Regions from separate parts of the Homo sapiens genome. Here region 2 is linked to region 1. A link is a loop called in an ENCODE intact Hi-C map of the cell type or tissue named here. Cell type or tissue: PC-3. All regions are shown on one strand.

Evidence for each region. Hi-C counts contacts between places; a loop is a spot of excess contacts. Peaks named below come from ENCODE experiments on the same cell type or tissue, not always from the same donor. Only the 100,000 strongest peaks of a DNase experiment are listed, where the experiment ranks them.
Region 2: a loop joins it to region 1, with 17 times the contacts of the local background. A loop is called at or near these places in 2 of 110 quality-filtered maps.

Annotation. Positions count from the first base shown.
Region 1 is chr7:120,086,686-120,094,685 of GRCh38, reverse strand. No RefSeq gene overlaps it. Among named protein-coding and RNA genes, the nearest start is that of KCND2, 180 kb to the left of the region's middle. In PC-3, a CTCF peak has its summit at 4,562; a DNase peak (open chromatin) is centred at 4,535.
Region 2 is chr7:119,266,220-119,274,219 of GRCh38, reverse strand. No RefSeq gene overlaps it. Among named protein-coding and RNA genes, the nearest start is that of LINC02476, 640 kb to the left of the region's middle. In PC-3, a CTCF peak has its summit at 4,082 (motif pointing left); DNase peaks (open chromatin) are centred at 3,359 and 4,069; H3K27ac peaks cover 1,210 bases.

The DNA.
Region 1 (8,000 bases):
TTGTATGGAGCAAATAAAAGTCAGTCAGTTTAAACCATGAAGTAATAGGTTGACTTTTGGAATGATAAAAGACTTAGATTATTCTTTCCTCATTGTCTGCATTATCATTAATAGATAATTTAAAATTATGCATTCAAATATTAATTCTAGCCACCTTTCAAGTGTGTGCAGAAACTTTTGATTACTTCGAAAAGTCATCTAGATTTGATTTCTCAAAGTACCTTGCTACCTTGTCCATCATATCTAGAGGAAATTTTCTATTTTGTCAAACACACACACACACACACACACACACACACACACACACACCCGAATGTCTAGAATCTAGAAGCTAAACATCATGAATTTCTTTCTTTGTTTCTGTTTATGAAATTTGTAGCTGGCAATGAAATGCATGAGATTAGATATTACATAAAATTATAATTCAGAAGAAAAATATATATACTATATTAAAAATAATAGAAGGCTTATGCTGACAGGAACATATTTATGGATGTATTTAAACAGTGAAACTATGTCTACTTTAACTCGACAAAACTGAGGGATTGTTATCTAACGCATTAGAAATTTTGATTGATTTTGCCCTTTTTCTTAATAGACTTTTACAGTAGTAGACAAAGGAAGAAATAAAGTACCCAGATAATCGATCTGTATCATATTGGAAAGGTCAAAATAGAATGGTACATTACTACTGTCAGAAATATATAAAACATTAACATTCCTGTACCAAAGTCTCATCACATAAATCGTATTGGGGACTGATGAAGACACAGTATCTGTCCATTCTCATGACCAAAATAGCTATTAAACTGGAAATAGAACTGCATAAATCTAATCTTAGGAGAGATGCTGACTGAAGAAAATACACTGAATTCATTCTTTGTTTTTATGGGATCTTGTGTTCTCACTCAAGCAATCGTGTAAGTACTCAGATGATTTCCTGCAAGAAACACTCAAATCAACATATATGTACCCATGACTTACAAAATAACATCTTTGTTAGAAACAGACCAAGGCATGAAGAAAAACCAAATAATAATAAATTTAATAGATTATATATAGAACATAAAAATAAATAAGAGCAACTAAGAATTACATTTTGCTTATGGTTAAATTGATGCTGTATAGGAACTTGAAGGAAATTTGTACATATATGTGAAGAGCTTCACATTTAATTTATTAAAGTATTTTTGAACATTCCTTATATCTATGATAGCTATGTAATTGTGTTATTTATAAATAATTGTGAAAAGTGTTTCTTATTAAATTGTATATTAACAAAAAGTAAAGTTTGTATTTTATTTTGTGGGATTCAAAAAATTGCAGTGTGTGCACAAGTTGTGTATACATTTGAACACATACCAAATCATGAGTTGTATTCATTATTTAATATGCTAATGGGATAAAACTTGTTGCTTAACAGGGCATTTTTAACAGAGAGATGAATTCTAAGAAGCATTACAAATTTGAGTCACTTCTTAGCTTTGAAGAGAACTTGTGTTCTTCTTCTGCCTCCTGGCAGTTCAGCTTAAGTTGAAATTTTTGTAGCAAACCTCTTATCACAACTCCTACATCTGAGGGAAGTCAGTAATGATACTTGCACTGGAGCCTTCATTGTGATTTTAAAATACCCTTACTTTGGGGGAAAAATCCACATTATATATTACACACAGCATAATTGCCAAAACCAAAATATTTATGGGAATGAACTTTCAGGTAAGTTTTTATATTGGAAAAAAATATTATATTGTAAACCTGACATTAAAAATCAAATGTAAATCAATAAATATTTGCATGTGCATTAAGTACAACATAGCTTGTTTTAAAATACGTAGCTAATAAATAATAGCAAACACTCCCAAGGAGTTTATAATCCAGCATAAACTGATTATAAAATAAAATAAAATGAATACATATAATGCAGATAATAAAAGTTAAAATGCCATAAATACTACAAAAGACATTTAAAAATGCAGTGAGGAAGATTAGAGAAAAAATAGATTAATATGGATAAAATACCAGGAAGAGCTTCATGGAGGGAGTGATAGAGTTTAACAAGCAGAAATTTCAGAGGGAAAAACTTGGGGTGGATACTTCAAATAAGGAAATAAAAGAAGAAGCGAGCAAAAAGGGGAGGTGTGGAGTGTATGGAGAAGTTTTGAGCAATAGCGGTTTATTAGAAAGAAAATAGCTTACGTACCTAAAGAAGTACTGGGATATGCAGGCTGAAAATATGATGGGCATATTGCAAATAACCTGAACGTCAAGTTGAATAGGTTAAATCTAATCTTAGGGGAGGCTGAGGCACGAGAATCACTTGAATCCGGGAGGGAGAGGTTGCAGTGAGCCGAGATTGCGCCACTGCACTCCAACCTGGCAGCAGAGTGAGACTACATCTCAAAAAAAAAAAAAAAAAAAAAAAAAAAGGTTAGATTTCACTTAAAAGGAAAGACAGCAACAGAAAGTTTTTTTAGTAAGTATATGAGCAAGAAAGTTTAATTTTGTGTATTAGGGTTCTCCAGAGAAACAGAACCAATAGGATCTATTTAGATGTAGATCTAGATGTATGGATTTATTGTAGAAATTGGCTCGTGAATTTATGGAAGTCGAGAAGTCCCATTGTCTGCAGTCTTCAACCTGGAGAACCAGGAAACCTGGCAGCATAATTCAGGCTGAGCTGAAGGGCTGAGAACCTAGGGCAAGGCGTGGCAATGGTGTAAGTCCTGAGTACAAAGTCTAAGAACCAGGAGCACTGGTGTGTGAGGGCAGAAGAAGATGGATGTCACAGCTGAAATAGAGTGAATTTGTCCTTTCTCTGTATTTTTGTTCTATTCTGACCTTCACTGGATTGGATGATGTCAATTCACTTGGATGAAAATGATCTTCTATACTTAGTGTACTGATTCAAATCCTAATGTCTTTCAGAAACACCTTCACAGACACAACTAGAAAGACTATCTGGGCATTTCTTAGCCCAGTCGGGATGGCATACAAAGTCAATCATCACATTTTGAAAAGTATACAGAATGAATCATGTGAGCCACCTTTCCAACTCATTTATTTTTCAAAGGTCTTTATGTGGATTAAAAAATAATCCTATCATTCAGTGGCACTAACTCCTAAATTTGAGACCATCATTTTAGTTTATACAAGCACCTTACTTAAATTTATTTTTAGTTTGGTATATTGTTTGACACTCATATAGGAAGAAAAAAATGTTTTCAAAATGGTCAAAAGAATAAAGTGTATAGAGATTATTAAATTAATTTGAAGAGTGTTATAATTCTCTAATCAAGTAAAATTAAGTGTGAAATAGGATAGGGTAGTGGTAATGAATATAAAGAATTACATTTAAGGAAAAAAGAGAAATGATCATAGTTAATCCTAGTGTTTTGATCTGTAGGACATAAAAGAATGGAGAATAAGCGAATTGTATACAAATGGTAAGAGAAAGCAGCTTGAGGTGAGTGGGGCCACTGGTGTTGAGAAACGTGTTGAATTTCACCTGTGAAAGACAGTTGAAGTTAGGCAGAATAAAGTCACAGTCATGGGAGAGGATCTCTGGGAAGAGATAATAGCTGGAAGCGAGGTTGGCAATTATCAACAGCACAGACATGATTAAAACAATGGAACGAAATATCAACAAAAGAATAAAGATTATAAAGATAAGACAAATAGAAGGATAATTTGGGAAGACCCTGTTTAAATGAAAGGAGGAAGGCAAAATACACAAAGTAGTTACAATAAAGAACAAAGATATTTGGAATGATGATGGTAATTCAGGCAATATTGCTGCTCACGAAGATGGAAATTATAGTAGGCCATTTAACTTCTACTATGTGCTAATAATCACTGTGCTAGTTGCATTTAATGCTTTTCAGATTTAGTCTTCAGAACATAACTGTGATGTCTGTATTATTTATTTATCCATTATTTTTAAATATAAAAAAGTGATGCTCAGAGAGATTTTTTTTTAAAAAAAGGGGGCAGCCCTAGGATTTTTTAAACTTGAGATTCCTAGATGTTAACCTTAATAAATATTTCCTCAGATATTAAAAAATCAAGAAAAGAGATCAATTCAAGAAGGGTGAAATCTACTTTGGCTATTAAACAATCTGTCAACTGTAGGTAAAGGATATAGGCTTTCTGATTTTATGAATTAGATAGGCAATGAAAGAAATAAAAGTGGGGCAAAGACTTTTGTTTCTAACTAAGATGTAGTAACAGAGACAGAATTATCCACTCGATCGGGAAAAAATAAAAATCAGAAAAAAATACATGAAATAATGGTTTTCACTATGTCAGACACCAGGCAATGAAGGATAGTGATGCTTGAGATGTAGAAAATAAATAAGGTAAGCCCCTTTACTGCCCAGGCTATTTCCTGGAGATAATTTACAGGCCATAGTGCAGGGAGAAGAAACTCAGGAAGAGTCCTGTGCACTGCAATGGAGCTGAGATTTCAGGGCCGGGGGAAAGGAGGCTGGAGTTCACGGGGCGGAGAACTGGATGGGAGAGGACTTCACAGAATGCAAGGACCATGGAACCGCAGGGTGTCAGCCTTGAGTCTTCAGCTAAATGCCCAGTACATGAATGTGAAAAAATGACTTGAGGCCAGCACAGAACTCTCCAAAAGGATTGGTTGAAATAAATTCTAAGATTCACAGAGGGGCAGGGATATTTCTCATTCCTTTATTAAACAGGGTGGAATTTCTTCTATATGTTAATTACTATGGTGGTTCACATATATCCACATATTTCTTTTCTTTCTTTTTTTTTTTTTTTTTGAGATGGAGTTTCACTCTTGTTGCCCAGGCTGGAGTGCAATGGTGCGATCTTGTCTGATTGCAACCTCTGCCTCCCAGGTTCAAGCGATTCTCCTGCCTCAGCCTCCCTAGTAGCTGGGATTACAGGGGCCTGCCACCACGCCCGGCTAATTTTGTATTTTTAGTAGGGACGGGGTTTCTCCATGTTGGTCAGGCTGGTCTTGAACTCCCGACCTCAGGTGATCTGCCCGCCTTGGCCTCCCAAATTGCTGGGATTACAGGCATGAGCCACCGTGCCCGGCCATATATATCCACATATTTCTTGATGTTCCTCTTCCCAGGAAGGAGACTTTAATTCACAACCTCTTGAGTATGTGATTAGACTTAATGAGTCACTTCTAACAAATAAAGTATAGAAAAATAAAGATGCTTAACTTCACAGTAGATAAAACAGGCAGATACCACTTTAACCCAAGTGGTCAGGGGTTAATACCACTAGCAATGTCATTTTGATGCCTGTACAATTTGATGTGAGGTGATGTGATGTGATGATGTGATGTGATGTGATGTGATGTGATGTGATGTGATGTCGTGATGTGATGTCATGATGTGATGAGAAAGGCACTGTACCTTTATGATATTTTTCTCCAAAATCCATAGCCTCAATCTATTCATGAAAAAACATCAGGTAAACTCACACTGTGGAGCATTCTACAAAATGCCTGAGCAGTACTGTTTAGAAGTGTCAAGGTCCTGTGAAACAAGGAAAGACTAAGAAACTGGCAGAGATTGGAGGAGATTAAGCAGATGTGGCAAATAATACTCTGGACTGCTACTGGAACAGAACAAAGGAAATTGATGGTCACATGAATTCCAAATAAGGATTTTAGTTTGGCTAACAAAAAGAGGAGAAGGAGAATAAAGGAAGAAAGAAATAGGTAACCTGAATAGTTGCATATATAATAACAAATTATATTAAATGTAAAACATCCCAGAATAAATAAAACTTAAGGACCAGATGTCCTCACTGGTGAATTCTAGCAAGCACTTAAGGAGGATATAACATCTGTTCCACACAATCCCTTCCAGAAAATTGAAAAGGAGAAAATACTTCCCAACGAATTCTACAAGGCTAGTGTTACCCCAATATCAAAATCAGTACAACAATAAAACAAACAGAAATCCTAAAAGATATTACAAAGAAATGTAATTACTGACCAACATTTATATAACAAAATTTTAGCAAAGCAAATAGAAATACATATAGAAAGGATAACCCACATTACTAAATGGAATATCTTCCAGGAATTCCATTATTCAAACATTGAAAAATCAGTCAATATCTTTTCCTATATTAGACTACAGAGGACTAACCACAGAATCATCTCAAAAATGAATAAAATTATTTGACAATGTTTAAAATTCATTTCTAATTTTATAAAAAAAACTGTCAGCAAACATAGAAAATAACTTCCTCAACCTGATAAAATTATCTACAATTTATCTAGAATTAAATTTGTCTAGAGAAACAAAAATCTCTAGAAAGAAACAGAAGAAACCAAAGGTGTAGCTCAGTCTTTTTATAAATGATTCTGGAAAGTAACATGCCATCACTTCTACCACATTTTATTATTTCGAAGCTATCTCAGCCTACACTGAGGATAATGAATTTAAGATTCTCTTCTTGTAGGGAGAATCATGTAAATATTTATCCACATATTTTGAAAACCACAACTGCTAACCCTCTGGGCACAAATTATTTAATTCCACATTAACACACACACACACATGCACACACACAGGCACACACATGCACACATTAAATCGTACACTTAAATACATTCGTTTTATTATTTATCAAATTTAATAAAAATGTTTTTTAAGTAGCAAAAGGCAGAGGGATAAGAAACAAATTAAGACACGGAAACAATACTAATAAAGACATTTTTTACAAAGTGGCAACATGAGCAGTGTCATATGATGATGAAAGTTTACAGAATTTGAAGACAGAGAAATTCCTTTTGGAATTGTTGAAAACTTGATCAGTATATGTCATAGGGAATTTCTTTCAGAAAAGAAAAAGTTGAAAATATCCTCAGGTTAAAGCCAGCAATTAGTAATATATACCTTCCCTATTTGTTCAAATGGTTTGTTTTTTTTCCAGATCTTACTGTTTCCTTAATATTTAATTTCATTACCACCTCTTAAAATGTTTGATTTTAAAATAGCAGGTAGAAATAATATAACTTAACTTCTTAAATGACATGAAACTAATTAACTTTGAATAGGTATTTCCCATAATTCAACTTAGAAGAGTGAAAAAGGTGTAAAGTTCATATTAGAGCATCTATACTCTTCAATAAATGTGATTTTCAGTTCTAGAAAATGCAAATCAGATAAAATCTACCTTACAAGATTTACCAGTCTATATAAATAAATATATTGCACTATTAACTTCTCATGTTTGTCAGTGATGTCTTTCAGCCAAAATAGTTAATTGGATATCATAATTAAACATTAAGATAATTAATAATATGGCCAAATATGTTCATTTGTTGTTTAGTTTACATTTAGTGATTAAAGACAAACTTTACAAAGTATTCAGAGGATTTTGCAGATTAGTTCATTACAAACTACTAATGAAAACTATTTTCTGATGGGATTTGGGGATTTCGGAAGAGGCTCTTTTCTTATATTGGCAAAAACTGAATCACCTTACTAAATTTCAATTCACAGTTAAAAATTGCTTTTAGCCAGATCATCCCCATTCAATTATGTATGCTATACAAATGATTTTTACTAAATTATGTTATAACAATGATATAAATAATTTCATTTATTTTCTCAAGATTTTACCCACTCATTGTCATCTCTTTTCTGCCTGTGCTTTCACCAGCAATCTTTTGTCACATTCAGTGACTTTTTCATTCATCTTTTTATTTGATCTTTTGCAGCAACCGACATAGTAGACTATTTTCTTCAGCAGTCTGCTTACCTACTGAATATATGTCAATTCTGTTTTTAAAAACAAGCAAACATATTTGTAGTTGTTTTTCTCTTCCCTCTAAACAGTAGCTACTTTAGAATTATGTCTTGAGCTCACTTCTGTTTTCGATCTGTGGTCTCCTTAGGTTACTTTATCCATTTATCCTCATGAATACTAAATACACACCTCCTTTTTTTCTGGTATATTAGGTTTCATATCTTCCCCCGCCCCCGCCCCCACCCTGCCCG
Region 2 (8,000 bases), 820 kb after region 1:
GTTTCTGGGGAAAAAGATGAAATTTTATAGCCAAATAAAATGGCAGAATAAAGAGAAAGTATATTGAAGATAGATTAATATTAAGGATCCAAGTAAATAGCAAACAGGAAAAATATAAAAAATAAAGACCTGTTAGATTATAGCAAATGGTCCTTGGACATTGCATAATTAGGGTATCACAAAGAAAACAGTTTTAAAAAATGGAGCAAAAACAAGGTGAAGATACTATTCTCTACATGTTTTCCAAATTTGGCAAGATATGGAAATTTCTAAATCCAAGATATTGAGCAAATACCAACCATAATAAACAGAAGGAAGCGCAAGCTCAGGAACATCATATTCAGACTGCTGAATGCCAGAGATAAAGAACAAATATTGAAAGTGACAAATGAAAAATGACATGTTAGATATACAGGAACAACAATCTGCTTAATTGCTAACTTTTCATCAAAATTCATGAAGAAGGGAAGAGAGTGGAACATCTCCAGCTTTCTTTTTTTTTTAAAAAAAAAATCTGTAATTAAAGAATCCTATATTCACCTAAAATATCATTCAAGAAAGAGGATTTCTTATAGATATTTTCAGATAAAAGTAAGAGAATCAATTTTCATCAGACCTGAACTGTAGGAAACAATGCAGGAAGGCATCTAAGAAAAGAAGAAAAAAATGTGTGAAATGGAAACCACTCCTCAGAAAAGAAAGAAGAGTTTTACAATAAAAAATATCTGAGTAAATGGAAAATAATATGTTTGACTTTCTTCTCTATTAATAATATCTTAGTTCCTGATAAGCATATGCTGTTAAAAAAAAGTAACACTATCTTATGATGTTTATAATATACGTAGGAGAAATAGATGGAAAAATGTATAAAGCTTTCTAAGTAATTCAATCAGAAAAGAGGTTTTCTATAAATTGTATGGAATAACTGAATAGAAAATAATCAACAATGAGTCTCTTCAAACCATATACAAAAATCTAACTCAAAGTTTCTTTTACCTAAATGTAAAAACTAAAACTATCAAAATTCCAGGAGAAAATAGGAATAAATATTTGTGATATTTGGTGAAGCAAAGTTATTTTTACTTTAAAACTAGGCAACATAAATCCTATGTATAGAGAGAAAAAAAAGGTAAAATAGACCTTAGGTTTATAATCTTTCGTCCTTCAAAAGGCATATTTACAAAAACCAAACAAATTGACCAGCTGCAGAGTGGGAGAAACTTTTTCACAAACATGTATCTTTTAATTGACTTGTATACAGACATCTAAGGAACTAATATTATTTAATAATAAAAGACAAACAACCCAATTAACACACACCAAAAAACCCAAAAGATTTGACCATTTTTCCAAAGAAGCTATGCAAATGGCCAATAATCACATGAAAAAAAGCCAACATCACTAGTTATCATATAATTGCAAATTCAAAAATCAAAATTATATGTCACTACATATTCACTACAATGGCTAGCATTAAAAAAAAATGGTATCAAGTACTGGCAAAGAAGTAGACCAAATTAAACTTCCAAATGCTGCTGATGGGAATACAAACTGGTACAGACACTTTGGAAACACTTTAGCAGTATCTTAATTTAAATATGAATTTAATATGCTACCTGGCATTTTTGCTTATTGGAAGTTATCCAAGACAAATGAAAACACAAATCCACCCAAATATGTACGAAAAATATTGTTAACTGCTTTATAGATCATATCCCCAAAGCTATAAATAACACAACGTTCCAACACTAGGAATGAATAAACACACTATTCTGTGTTCATCACAAAAATCATATGAGATAAATGTCATTTTCTCAGGTATGGGTTGCATTGTTTCCCAAATTCAAATGTTGAAGCCCTAATGCCCAATATATAATGATGTGGCTGTATTTGGAGATAGGGTCTTTGAAGAGGTAACTAAGTTAAAATGGGGTCATTAGCACGGGCCCTAATCCAATATGACTTGTGTCCTTTTCTTATGCAGAGGGTATTAGGACACAGACAACAGAGACAAATAAACCATATGGGGAAAAAAGGAAAGGTTGGCAATATAAAAGTCAAAGAGGGAGGCCTCAGAGAAAACTAAACCTGCTGACACCTTAATCTTGGATTTTTAGCCTCCAGATTTATGAGAAAATAAATTTCAGTTGTTTAAGCTACCCAGGCTGTGCTATTATGTTATGGCACTCTTAATAATATAATATACCCCCATTTGTAGTAGAACAAGTGGAATAAATATACAACAACCTCTCAAGTTGATGTGTTCAGAAACGTCTAATTTCACATTCAAATCCACATCTGAAATTTCAAAGATTATTTTTATTTTACTACACTGTACTGCTACCTTTCTTTGTCTCTTTCTTTCATAATAAATAGTACTATTAAAATTGTAGTTTTCCTTCAAGATGATAGATTTGAGGCTTTTAGCATGTCTCAGCTAATTGGAAATAGCGTGATAGTCCATAAAGATAAACTTTGTGAGCTTTAAGTCAAAAAGGAAAATGGGAATCCACTAGATTTTTGAAGGAAACCCCAGGTCATGGGGAGAAGAACATGGGTAAACAGCCTCCGTAAGTGTCTGGCCGAGTGAGTAAAGCCCAGGAGACAGGCAGAGACCCTCCGGCTGTGACTCACTTTTCCAGTGGGGATCCAAGCAACTCAGGCCAAGGGAGAGCATGTTGTTTCTTTCAAGCCCTGGAGCTAACTTGCAGAGAGGCTTGGAGACACTGTGAGGAAAAGGCACCTGGAAGAGCTGCAGACATTTTCTCAGACGCAGGATCAAGAGCAGTACACCATTTTTAATTCAGGCACATACACAATTACACATCTCTTGGTGACTCGGCAGCATGGCTGCTCAGTCATTTCAGTCTTGGGCCAGAGATTGGAGTGCTAATCTGGAGCAGGGTAGGGACTTACACAGCCAGACCTGTGGAAAGCGCATCGGGAAATGTAAGTGCTGAAATTGTGCTCTCCCCTGTCACAGGCCTGAGGCAGGAGAGCTGCTACAGTGGTAGTTTCTCCTGGGCAATGACACTTGTAGCCAGCGTCAGGTAGGCAACCTGCAACCAGTCTGTGTGTGCCACTGCAGGGCACCCCAGCCTGCTCTCCTGAGACAATGATGCAGCAGGGCCCTCTCTAGTCCACCTGCAAGCAGAAATCCAGGCACTTGGAGTAACTTCTTGCCTGGATCAGCAGTCTGAGATGCCCTACTTCTCGTGGAAACAGACTGTGGGACAGTCAGGACCTCGCCCGTCCACACCCAGGCATTCAGAGCAAATGTTTGCCTGGCTCAGCAGCCTGAGATGCCCCACCCTTCCTGGGCATAGATCGTTGTGTAGTGGGGCTCTCTCCACTCCACACCTAGGCAGATCTCCAGGCATTCAGAGAACCTACTTGCCTGGTTCAGCAACCTGAGTCACCACATTTCTCCTGTACAGAGATCCTGGTGCAGAGAAGTTCTCTACACTCCACACCCAGGAAGGTTTTCAGATATTCAGAACACACGTTCACCTGGTTCAGCAAGATGAGCTAACCCACCCTTCACGTGCAGAGATCTTGGTGCAGGAAGGCCTTCTCTGCTTCATGCCCAGGCAGATCTCCAAGAATTCGGAGCACTAGTTCACTTGGACCAGCAGCCTGAGTGGCCTACCTCTCCTGTGCAAAGATCTTGGTGCAGAGGGCCACTTAACATTTGACGCTCAGGAAGATCTCCAGGCACCCGAAACAATCTCAAAGATTAGTAGTTTAGGCTGCCCCATTCCTATGCAGAGACCCTGGGGCTGAGAAGGCTTCCCAGCTCTACTCTTAGACAATCCTCTGGGGGCTTAGTGGCTACTTTGGATTCTCCCTTGGTGTTGGTGATTTTGCCTGCCATCGGGGGACTTGTAGGCAGACCTGCCAGGTCTAGGCCCTCATCGTGGGCCTTGCCCTCCTAAGGATGAGAAGGGAACTCAGACCACTGTGCATTCCACGAAACAGCCCATTGCTTGAGGCAAAAGAGGGTTACTCACAGTAAACAAGAATAAAGTATATACCCATCTACAGCGACAAAGCCGGCTCTTACCTATATGCGCCATCTGCTGGCTGATGGGTCAAACTGCACAGCCCAATATAAAACCTACTGACGGAAGTGCACAGGGCTGCAGAAGCAAAGCCAAAATATTCTACTCAGCATTCTCTACAGTCACACCCCATAGGGAGGGATGGAAAGGGAAAGGGAAAAAATATATACAGAGATATTAGTACAGGGGGAAAAGTAAAAAAAGATTCTACCAGTATGATAATAATTACATATTTAGGAAGGAACCAGTGCAATAATACTGGCACCATGTAAAATCCAAATGCAACAACGTCATCAAAGAAGGGCATTAGTTATCCAGCAATGGTCCCTAACCAACATGGAAACTCATAAATAACAGAAAAGAATTCAAAGCATAGATTGCAAAAAAGCTCAATGAGATCCAAGAAAAGTTTGAAAATCAACACAAAGAAACTTCTAAAGAAATCCAGAAAATGAAGAAAAAGATAAAAATCTTAAAATCACCAGAGATTTTTAAATTGAGAAACTTAAAAAATTTCAAAACACACTTGAAAGCTTTAACAACAGATTGGATCAGGCAGAAGAAATAACTTCAGAGCTTGAACACCAGAGTTTCAAACTAACACAGATAAAAATAAACAAAAAATTCAACAGAATCTTAGAGGAATATAGGATTATGTAATGTGGCTAAATCTACAAATTACTGGCATACCTGTGAGAGAAGGGAAAAAATAAACAACCAAGAAAACTGGATATTTGAGGAAAGAATTCAAGATAATTGATGGGATAATTCATGAAAATTTCCCTAATCTTGCTAGAGAGATAGACATCCAGATAGAAAAAAATCCACAGAACACTTGCAAGAAACTATACAAAGTAAACATCACCAAGGCATATAGTCACCAAGGTCAACATTCAAGAAAAATTTTTCAATGCAGCTAGAGAAAAAGACCAGATCACATACGGCAGGCTAATAGCAGGCTTCACAGCGGAAACGTTAGAAGCCAGAAAAGACTAGGGACCATTTATTAGCATTCTAAAGAAAAGAAATTGCAATCAAAAATTTAACATCCCACCAAACTAAGCTTCATCAGCAAAGGAGAAATAAAATCTTTTCCAGATAAGCAAGCACCAAGGCAATCCATTACCACAAGATCAGCCTTATAAGAGATCCTTATGGGAGTTTTAAACATAGAAGCAAATGAACAATACCTGCTACCACCAAAAACACACTTAAATGCATAGTCCACCACAGTACCTATATAGTAACCACAAAATAGAAACTACAAAGCAACTAGCTAACGACTTCACAATAGGATCAAAACTTCACATATTAATGTTAACTTTGAAGGTAAATGGTCTAAACTCCCCATTTGAAAGGTATAGACTGGCAAGTTGGATTAAAATAACAAGACTCGTTCTGTGCTGTCTTCAAGAGAACCAACTCATATGTAAGGACAATCCTGGGCTCAAAGTAAAGAATTATAGAAAAATGCAGATGTCTATCTTCTTATAGTAGATACAACATACTTTAAGATAACAACAGTAAAAAATGACAAAAAAGTGCATTACATAAAGATAAAGGGCTCAAATTCAACAAGAGGAATTAACTATCAAAAATATACATACACTCAACATGAGAGTACCTAGATTCATAAAACAAGTACTTCTAGACCCAAGAAAAGAATTAGCAAGTCACACAGTAATAGCACAGGATTTCAGCACTGACAGCATTAGATAGATCTAGCAATAAATTAACAAATAATTTCTGGACATAAATTAGACACTTGACCAACTGTACCTAATAGACATCTGCAGAACACTCTATCCACCAACCACAGAATATACATTCTTCTCATCTGCACACAGAAAATACTCCAAAACTAACCACATACTCATAAAGCAAGTCTCAATAAATTCAAAAAAATCAAAATCATACCAACCATACTCTTGGACTAAGGTGAAATAAAATTAGAAATTAATATCAAGAAGATCTCTCAAAACCACACAGTTACATGGAAATTAAACGAGTTGGTCCTGAATGACTTTTGGGTAAACCACAAAATTAAGGCAAGAATCAAAAACTTATCTGAAATGAATAACAAAGACACAACATACCAAAATCCCTGGGATACAGCAAAAGCAGACTTGAGAAGAAAGTTTAAAGCACTAAATGAATACCTCAAAAATTTAGAAAAATATCATATTAACAATCAATTATCACACCTGGAGGGGCTAGAAAAGAAAGAACAAAAGGACCCCAAAGCAAACAGAAGAAAATAAATTGCTAAAATTATAGCAGAAATGAACTAAATTGAGACCAAAAATCCATACAAAGAATCAAGGTTACCAAAAGTTGGGTCTTTGAAAAAATAAACAAGATTAATTGATCACCTACTGGAATAATAAAGAAAAAAAGGAAAAAAAAGATCCAAATAAGCAGAAATAACAAAGATGACATTATAACTGATCACACAGAAATACAAAAGGTGCTCAGAGACAATTAGGTACACCAACTAGAAAATCTAGAGGAAATGGACATATTCCTGTTATATGGCCTGGGTCTGTTTAACCACCCAAATCTCATCTCAAATTGTAATCCCCATGTGTTGAGAAAGGGACTTGGTGGGAGGTGATTGCATAACGGGAGCAGTTTCTGCCATGCTGTTCTCATGATAGTGAGTGAGTTCTCATGAGAGCTGATGGTTTTAAAATGTGACAGTTCACCCCTCACACTCTCTCTTTCTCCTGCCACCTTGTGAAGAAGGTGGTTGCTTCTCCTTTGCTTTCCAGCATGATTGTTAAGTTTCCAGAGTTTTCTCCCCAACCATATGGAACTGTGAGTCAATTAAACCTCCTTTATTTATAAATTATCCAGTCTCTGATATTTATTTATAGCAGTGTGAGAATAGGCTAATACAGACAATTGGTACCAGAAGTGGAGGTATTGCTATAAAGAGACCTGAAAATGTAGAAGCCACTTCGGAAGTAGCTAACTGGCAAAGGTTGAACCGTTTGGAGGGATTAGAAAAAGACAGGAAGAGGTGGGAAAGTCTGGAACTTCCTACAGTCTTGTTGAATGGTTTTGCCCAAAATGCTGATAGTGATATGGACAATGAAGTCCAGGCTGAAATGGTCTCAGATGGATATTGAGAAATTATTGGGAACTGCAGCAAAGGTCACTCTTGCTATGCCTTAGCAAACAGACTGGCAGCATTTTGCCCCTGCCCTAGAGATCTGTGGAACTTTGAACCTGAGAGAGATTATTTGGGTATCTGGCAAAGGAAATATCTAAGCAGCAAAGCATTCAAGAGGTGACCTGGCTTTTTCTGAAAACATGCATTTATATGCATTCACCAAGAGACGGTTTGAATTTGGAGCTTATGTTTAAAAGAGAAGCAGATATAAAGGTTTGGAAAATTTACAGCCTGACCATGTGGTAGAAGAAAAACAATTCTGGAGGAAGAAATTCAAGCTGGCTGCAGAAATTTGTGTAAGTATTGAGAAGCCAAATGTTAATTGCTGAGACAATGGGAAAAATGTATTCAGGGCATCTCCAGAGATCTTTACAGCAGCCCCTCTCATCACGGGCCTGGAAGCCTAGGAGGGAAAAATGGTTTCATGGGCCAAACCCAGGACCCTACTGCTCTTTGCAGCCTCAGGACATGGCACCCTATGTCCCAGCCACTCTATCTCCAGCCATGGCTAAAAGGTGACAAGGTACATATTGGGCCTTTGCTTCAGATGGTGCAAGCCCCAAGCCTTTGTGGCTTCCCCATCGTGTTGGGCCTGAGGGTATGCAGAAGACAAGTGTTGAGGTTTGGGGACCTCTGCCTAGATTTCAGAGGATGTATGAAAATGCCTGGATGTCTAGGCAGAAGTCTGATGCAGGAATGGAGTCCTTATGGAGAACTTCTACTAGGGCAATGCAGAGGGGAAATGTGGGGTTGGAGCTACAAAA